Regions from separate parts of the Mus musculus genome. Here region 2 is linked to region 1. Evidence: chromatin loops called from intact Hi-C (ENCODE). Cell type or tissue: left cerebral cortex. All regions are shown on one strand. Each heading gives the region's core, and the rest is flanking DNA. Links, peaks and the distances in the headings are about the cores only. Region 1 has its middle 21 kb from the start of Tspan17. Region 2 holds the start of Unc5a (unc-5 netrin receptor A).

Region 1 (2,903 bases), core at 127-2,626:
TTTTGAGCCCTGTAGAAAGCAGTAGGCTGTTCTGAGTCCATATGACTCAGGGAAACGAGTAGAGATTCTCCGGAATTCTAATTACTGCAGCTCCTCCTGGCTAGAACAGGTTTTCTAGTTTGCCCCCAGCTCCGTGTTCTCCATCTGGAAGCCAGATGTCTTCTTCCCCTCACCACAGAGATTCCACTGACCTGAACATATCGTCTGCCTGAGGGATCAACACCAATTCCTTTGAAACCTAAGTCTTTCCTGGCATCCCATTCCCTTCTGGTCACCTATCATTCTGGCAATGCCATTTGAACTTGCCCAATACATGAACTTTCTCAGGCACTTGGTATTAAAGGGTCTCCTTGAGCTGTTTAGAATGTTCTTTAGGGACCTGCTGAATTTTTACTCAACTGAATAAGCGTTAAGTATTGGCTCAGTTGGAAATGAGAGGAAAGATAGTTCCTACCCTCATCTCTTCCCTGCTAACCTTCATACACCTTATTTATTTTCTTGTGTTATTGCTTTGGCAACGAAGCACGAAGGGTTAGTATCTGCATCTGCATCTGTCTCCTAACATCCCAATGTTAAGAATAAAGGTGAGACAGGCATAATGGTGCACACCTTAAACCCAACATTTGAGAGGCAGAGGCAGGTGGATCTCTGTGAGTCTGAAACTAGCCTGGTCTACAAAGTGAGTTTCAGGACAGTGAGGGCTACATAGTGAGAAGAAGGAGGAGGAGGAGGAGGAGGAGGAGGAGGAGGAGGAGAAGGAGGAGGAGGAGGAGGAGGAGAAGGAGAAGAAGAAGAAGAAGAAGAAGAAGAAGAAGAAGAAGAAGAAGAAGAAGAAGAAGAAGAAGAAGAAGAAGAAGAAGAAGAAGAAGAAGAAGAAGAAGAAGAAGAAAGGAGGAGGAGGAGGAGGAGGAGACGGAGAAGAAGAAAGTTATGTTCTAGATGTCTTTCAGCTGCCTTTTACGAGCTCTCTCTTCTACGTGACTCTTAGATGGCTTTTATCAAGTATTCTTTTTTGTTTTTTGATTGCTAAGAAATTATTATCTCTCAAAATCATAACTTGGGGGCTGGAGAGATAGCTCAGAAGTTAAGACCACTGGCTGCACTTCCAGAGGTCCTAAGTTCAATTCCCAGCAACCATAGGGTGACTCATAGCCATCTCTAATGAAATCTGTTGCCCTCTTCTGGCGTGCAGTCATACGTGCAAGCAGAATGCTGTACACATAATAATAAATAAATAAATCTCTAAATAAAATAAAAGCAAAGAAAAATCATAACTCAAACTTTAATGAATGCTTTTCCTAGATCAAAATCCACTAAGATCTGTAATCCAAAAGCTATAGAGTTATCCCTGAGCATCTTTCAGGAGCTGGTCCATTGTGTGGCTTTTCTCATCACTGTGACAAAAAGCACCTTAAGAAGAATAGTTTTTGCTGCTGCTGTTCTTGTTTTTTTTGAAATGGAGTTTCATGTGGCTCAGGCTAGCCTCAAACTCCTGACCCCGCTGCTCTGTTTCCCTAGTGCCCAGACTGATGGGTAGAACTCTGTCTCCGGGTTCTATACATCATTTACAATGATGAGCTCTGGCTCCTCATTTCAGCGAGCATCAGTCTACAACGATGTGAGAGGCGCGGCTGCAGGGGTGGTGACTGCGCTGTGAGACTGCATGTGCATATAACTCGAAGATCAGGAGGCAGAATGTTCAAGCCAGGACCAAAAGTAAGTATCACTTTCAAGGCCACTCCAGTGACCTGTCTGTCAGGTAGGTGCTCAACATTCGATAGTCTTTTAATTCAGCACCGTCAGCTGGGGGCCAAATGTTCCCACACATGAGCGTGCGACAGGCATTTCACATTCACACTGTAACACACCCATAGATGTATTCACTCATCTCCAGATTAGTTATTATACTTAACAAATGCTATGTAGATAGTTATTACACCATATTGTTTAGAGAATAATGACAGGGAGGAAATCTGCCCATGTTCAGTGCAAGCATAATTTTCAAAATGTTTGAGCCATGGCGGGTTGAGTTAACAGATGCAGAACCCCACTGATGCGGAGAGCCAACTGGACTGTCATCCTCTCTAGATGGAGGAATCTAAAGGAGGGTGGGATGCAGTGAGAGAGAAGAGGGGTATTTGCGTAGGATGGTTACGATCTAGTTGTACAATGTCCCCATAGGCATCTCCAGCTGGTGGCACTGCTTAGAGATAATTGGACCAGGAGGGTGGTAACCAAGCCCATGGATTAATCCCCTAGGGGAAGCAGGTCACTGAGCAGTGTCTTCAAAGTGCATGTCTTATCTATGGACCCCTCCTATCTTTTCTCTTTCTCTTTCTCTTTCTCTTTCTCTTTCTCTTTCTCTTTCTCTTTCTCTTTCTCTTTCTCTTTCTCTTTCTCTTTCTCTTTCTCTTTCTCTTTCTCTTTCTCTCTTTCTCTTTCTCTTTCTCTTTCTCTCTTTCCCTTTCCCTTTCCCTTTCCCTTTCCCTCTCTCTCTCTCTCTCTCTCTCTCTCTCTCTCTCTCCTTCTCTTTCTCTACTCCTTGGGTGTCATAAAGTGAGCAGCAACTTCCTCTATCGCTTGTGCCCACCGGCCAGATAGTCCACCCCATGTTAGGCCTCAGTCACCCCACAATGGAACCAGGAGACTTTAGCAGAAAATCTCTGAAACCATGAGCCAAACAAGGTTTACTCCTGTGGGCAGATTCCCTATGGTATTCTGGCACAGCACAGAGCGCTGAAAAACAAAGCAACAAAAAACTAAAACAAAACAAAACAAAACAAAACAAAAAAACAAAAACAAAAACAAAAAAACAACCCATGAGAGTAAGCTGGGCACTGCAGCATACACCTGTGATTCTAGCAAGAGGATCACAAGTTCCAGGCCAGCCTGGGCTACACAGT
Region 2 (2,903 bases), core at 247-2,746, 140 kb before region 1:
TCTAGATTGGCAGTTCAGAAATCCACACCCTTAGGAGAAACTGGCCTTGCCAGCCTAGGGATCACCTCCCGGGAAGCAGGCTCTGGGGGCATCAAGCACCAAGAATTGCTCAGGCACCCTTCCCAATACCCAGAAGCTCAGCACTGCCAAATCCTTAGGGGCCAGGAGATTAGGGACCCCCACAGCTCGGTCTAGGTGCGGGCTTTGGGAGATTAGACAAAACCTCCCCCCCCCCCCAGGCCTCTCACGCAAGGAGGTGGGCTAAAAGGCTAGGTTATGAAGGGGCTGGTTAGGGTGGCCAACAAGACACGCGGGGAGACTGCAGGGCTGTGGAGTTTCTGAGAGGTTCTCAGAGCCCGCCAACCAACAGCCAACAGCAAACAACTCCCCTTCGCCCTCCTCTTCCCCCCTCCCACCTCCAGCAGCGAGGCCAGGAACCACAGGCCACCACAGGGGCCCCAGTGCTTTGACTACCGGCTGCAAGAGCTGAGGGCTGTTGGATGCCTCCACGCCTGAGTGTGTGCGTGTGCAAGCCTGTGTGTGGTGGGGACAGAGGAGGACACTATGTTCTAGACGTGGGCACAGGCCAGGTGCCAAGCTAGAAATTGTGAGTGGCTGTTTGGGGCAGTCCTACCTGGAAGAGCTGTCTTACCCCCCCCCCCCCCCACACACACACCCCATTTTCTGAGCACTAGCATATGGCCTTGAGTCCTTCAAGTCTTGTCTTTTTGTCTTTCCTGGATTATTTCAAACTGCCGTCGCGCTCCCCCCCCCCCCCCATCATTCTCCCGGGCCCGTGAAACCAGCAAAAACTTCCCCCACCCGGAGGCGTGGGGCGTCTACACTCGCCAGCCCCGTGCGCTGACAGCTGTTCTGGACTTGGCAGAAGCAAGGCTTCCGGGAGAGCGCACCAGGAAGCTGCGCAGCAGCGAGTGGCGGCCCCCGCGTCCTGCCCAGCAAAGTTTGGCCTCCGGGGGCTCCCAGACGGGTCGGCCGCGCAGGTCACGGCCACCTCCTCCCCAGAGCTAAGCGTTCGCGCGCACGGTCCCCCGCAAGCCTCCCCAGAGCGCGCGCGGCGTGACTCACCCGAACCACGAAGCCAGGCAGTGAGGACTATGCCCAGGAGCGCTGGCCACAGGCCGGGCCGGACGGCCATGGCCGCGGGCGGACGAGCGGGCTGGACTAGGGGCCCCGCGGGCGGGAGAGAGGCTGTCAGCGCCTCAGCCGAGAGCCCCACCTCGGGGCGCCCCCGGGGCCCATGCCAGAGGACAGCGCTGCCTCCGGGCGGCCGGCTGCGGGGCGCACGCGGCGCGTGGCTCCCCTGGGCACCCGGAGCGCAGCAATGCAGCCGGGGCGGAGCGCAGCGCCAGCCGCGCCGCGCACCGAGCCAGCCGCCGCGCGGAGCCCGCAGCCGGGGAGCGGGCCGGCGGGCGCCGCAAAATCCGGACTGGAGCGGCGGAGCGGGGCGGAGGCGGGGCGGGGCGGGGGAGGAGGGGCCGGGCGGCGCTGCGAGCGCGGGCCACCCCCTGCACCGGGGATCCCTTCGGGCAACGCCTGAGGCTCCCCCAGGGAGGAGCTGGGGTAGTGGGCGGGGAGGCCTCCCACCACCCCTCTCAGTCTCCAGGGACAGAGACAGGACTCTGGATCCCGGAGTGGATTGCTTTTCCGGATCTGGCATCACCCTGGTCCGCCAGTCGGCGCACAGGTGGCCCGGGAGGGGCCCCGGGCTGCGGCGACCCCGGCGCAGCGCCAGCCTGCGGAGAGCAGCTCGACTCTGGAGTGCCCCAGGCAGGTTCCGCTGCAGTCCCTGCTTGCACCCCTGCCTCCGGGCTGCGCTCCGAGATCGTCAGCGCGCCGTGGTAGGCAGCTGGCGGGCGGCTTGGATGGGGGACTGCAGGAGAGGTCCCGGGGCCCAGCCGGCGCGCAGGAGCCGCCAGGCCCCCACCGTCTCACCATCCGCCTCCCCAAGACAGCCTGGTGGGCTTCAGGGGCAAGCGTAGCAGCGTGGCCCCAGGCTTTCTTAATCCCTCCACGCCGCTGGCCCAAAGGAAACAACCTTAGGGCGCAGCGCAGCCTGTAAGGAGCGTCGTGTTGTTTGCGCCCCGAGCGCGCGCGGCGCTGGAGACGTGGGCGTGATGCAGGAACCAGAAGGGTTTTGGGAGCTACAAACTCCTGGGGTAGAATAGAAGTGTCACATTCTTCTGGCTCTGTGACCTTGGGCAAGTCACGGGGCGTCTCTGGATCCCAGCAGAATGACCGCTGGAGGATCTCCTATTCCCCACCCCCATTCCCTAAGCTGGTTAAAATAAACAGAAGGCTGCCCTAGAGAAGGAAAATAAACGCTCTCGGTGTGCACAGGGCGAGGGATCTGAAAGAGAGGGTCCCACTTCTGGCCAGGAGGAGAATGAGAAGGGTGAAGACGGTCACACACTCAAACGCCTCCAGCGCCGATCGATAATATAAATTGGTGCTGCAGGCCAGATGATATAAGAATGGTCTTGGCTTCCACAAAGAGATATGAGCTCTCCTATATTTCTTGAGACACGAGGCCCTCTCTCGGTCTGTCTTTTGTTTCCCACTTTTTATAGAGAAGGTTATGAAAAATGTTTTGCTTTATTCTGCTCTCTTGTATATGTGTATATCTGCATATGTATATGTGTGTGTGTGTGTGTGTGTGTTTCTATTCACAACCAAAGCTCCAGATGTGAATGTACAGATTTTGGGCCTCAGGGCCAGACAGGCAGGGAGACAGGGCACAGGGTCATATCGAAATGGCTCTCTTGTTCTAGGTGCCTGTTGGGAGGGGAGGAGCCAATTGGTTTTGTTTACCAATTTTCAATAGAAGCTGTTGTCTGGGAAAATAATTTTTTTAAAGATGTGTGTGTGTGTGCACGTGTGTGTGC

What was found. A loop is a pair of places that touch in the nucleus more often than their neighbours do. Peaks named below come from ENCODE experiments on the same cell type or tissue, not always from the same donor. Only the 100,000 strongest peaks of a DNase experiment are listed, where the experiment ranks them.
Region 2: a loop joins it to region 1, with 3 times the contacts of the local background. A loop is called at or near these places in 7 of 42 quality-filtered maps.

Annotation. Positions count from the first base shown.
Region 1 is chr13:54,808,781-54,811,683 of GRCm38, reverse strand. No RefSeq gene overlaps it. Among named protein-coding and RNA genes, the nearest start is that of Tspan17, 21 kb to the right of the region's middle. In left cerebral cortex, for the core only: a CTCF peak has its summit at 1,192 (motif pointing left); no DNase peak of the experiment used is centred there; H3K27ac peaks cover 141 bases.
Region 2 is chr13:54,947,915-54,950,817 of GRCm38, reverse strand. Unc5a (unc-5 netrin receptor A) reads right to left here and starts at 1,407. Exons shown (of 16, transcript NM_153131.4): 1 at 1,087-1,407. The coding sequence starts at 1,156. In left cerebral cortex, for the core only: a CTCF peak has its summit at 1,662; DNase peaks (open chromatin) are centred at 560, 919, 1,643 and 2,091; H3K4me3 peaks cover 2,500 bases; H3K27ac peaks cover 1,969 bases.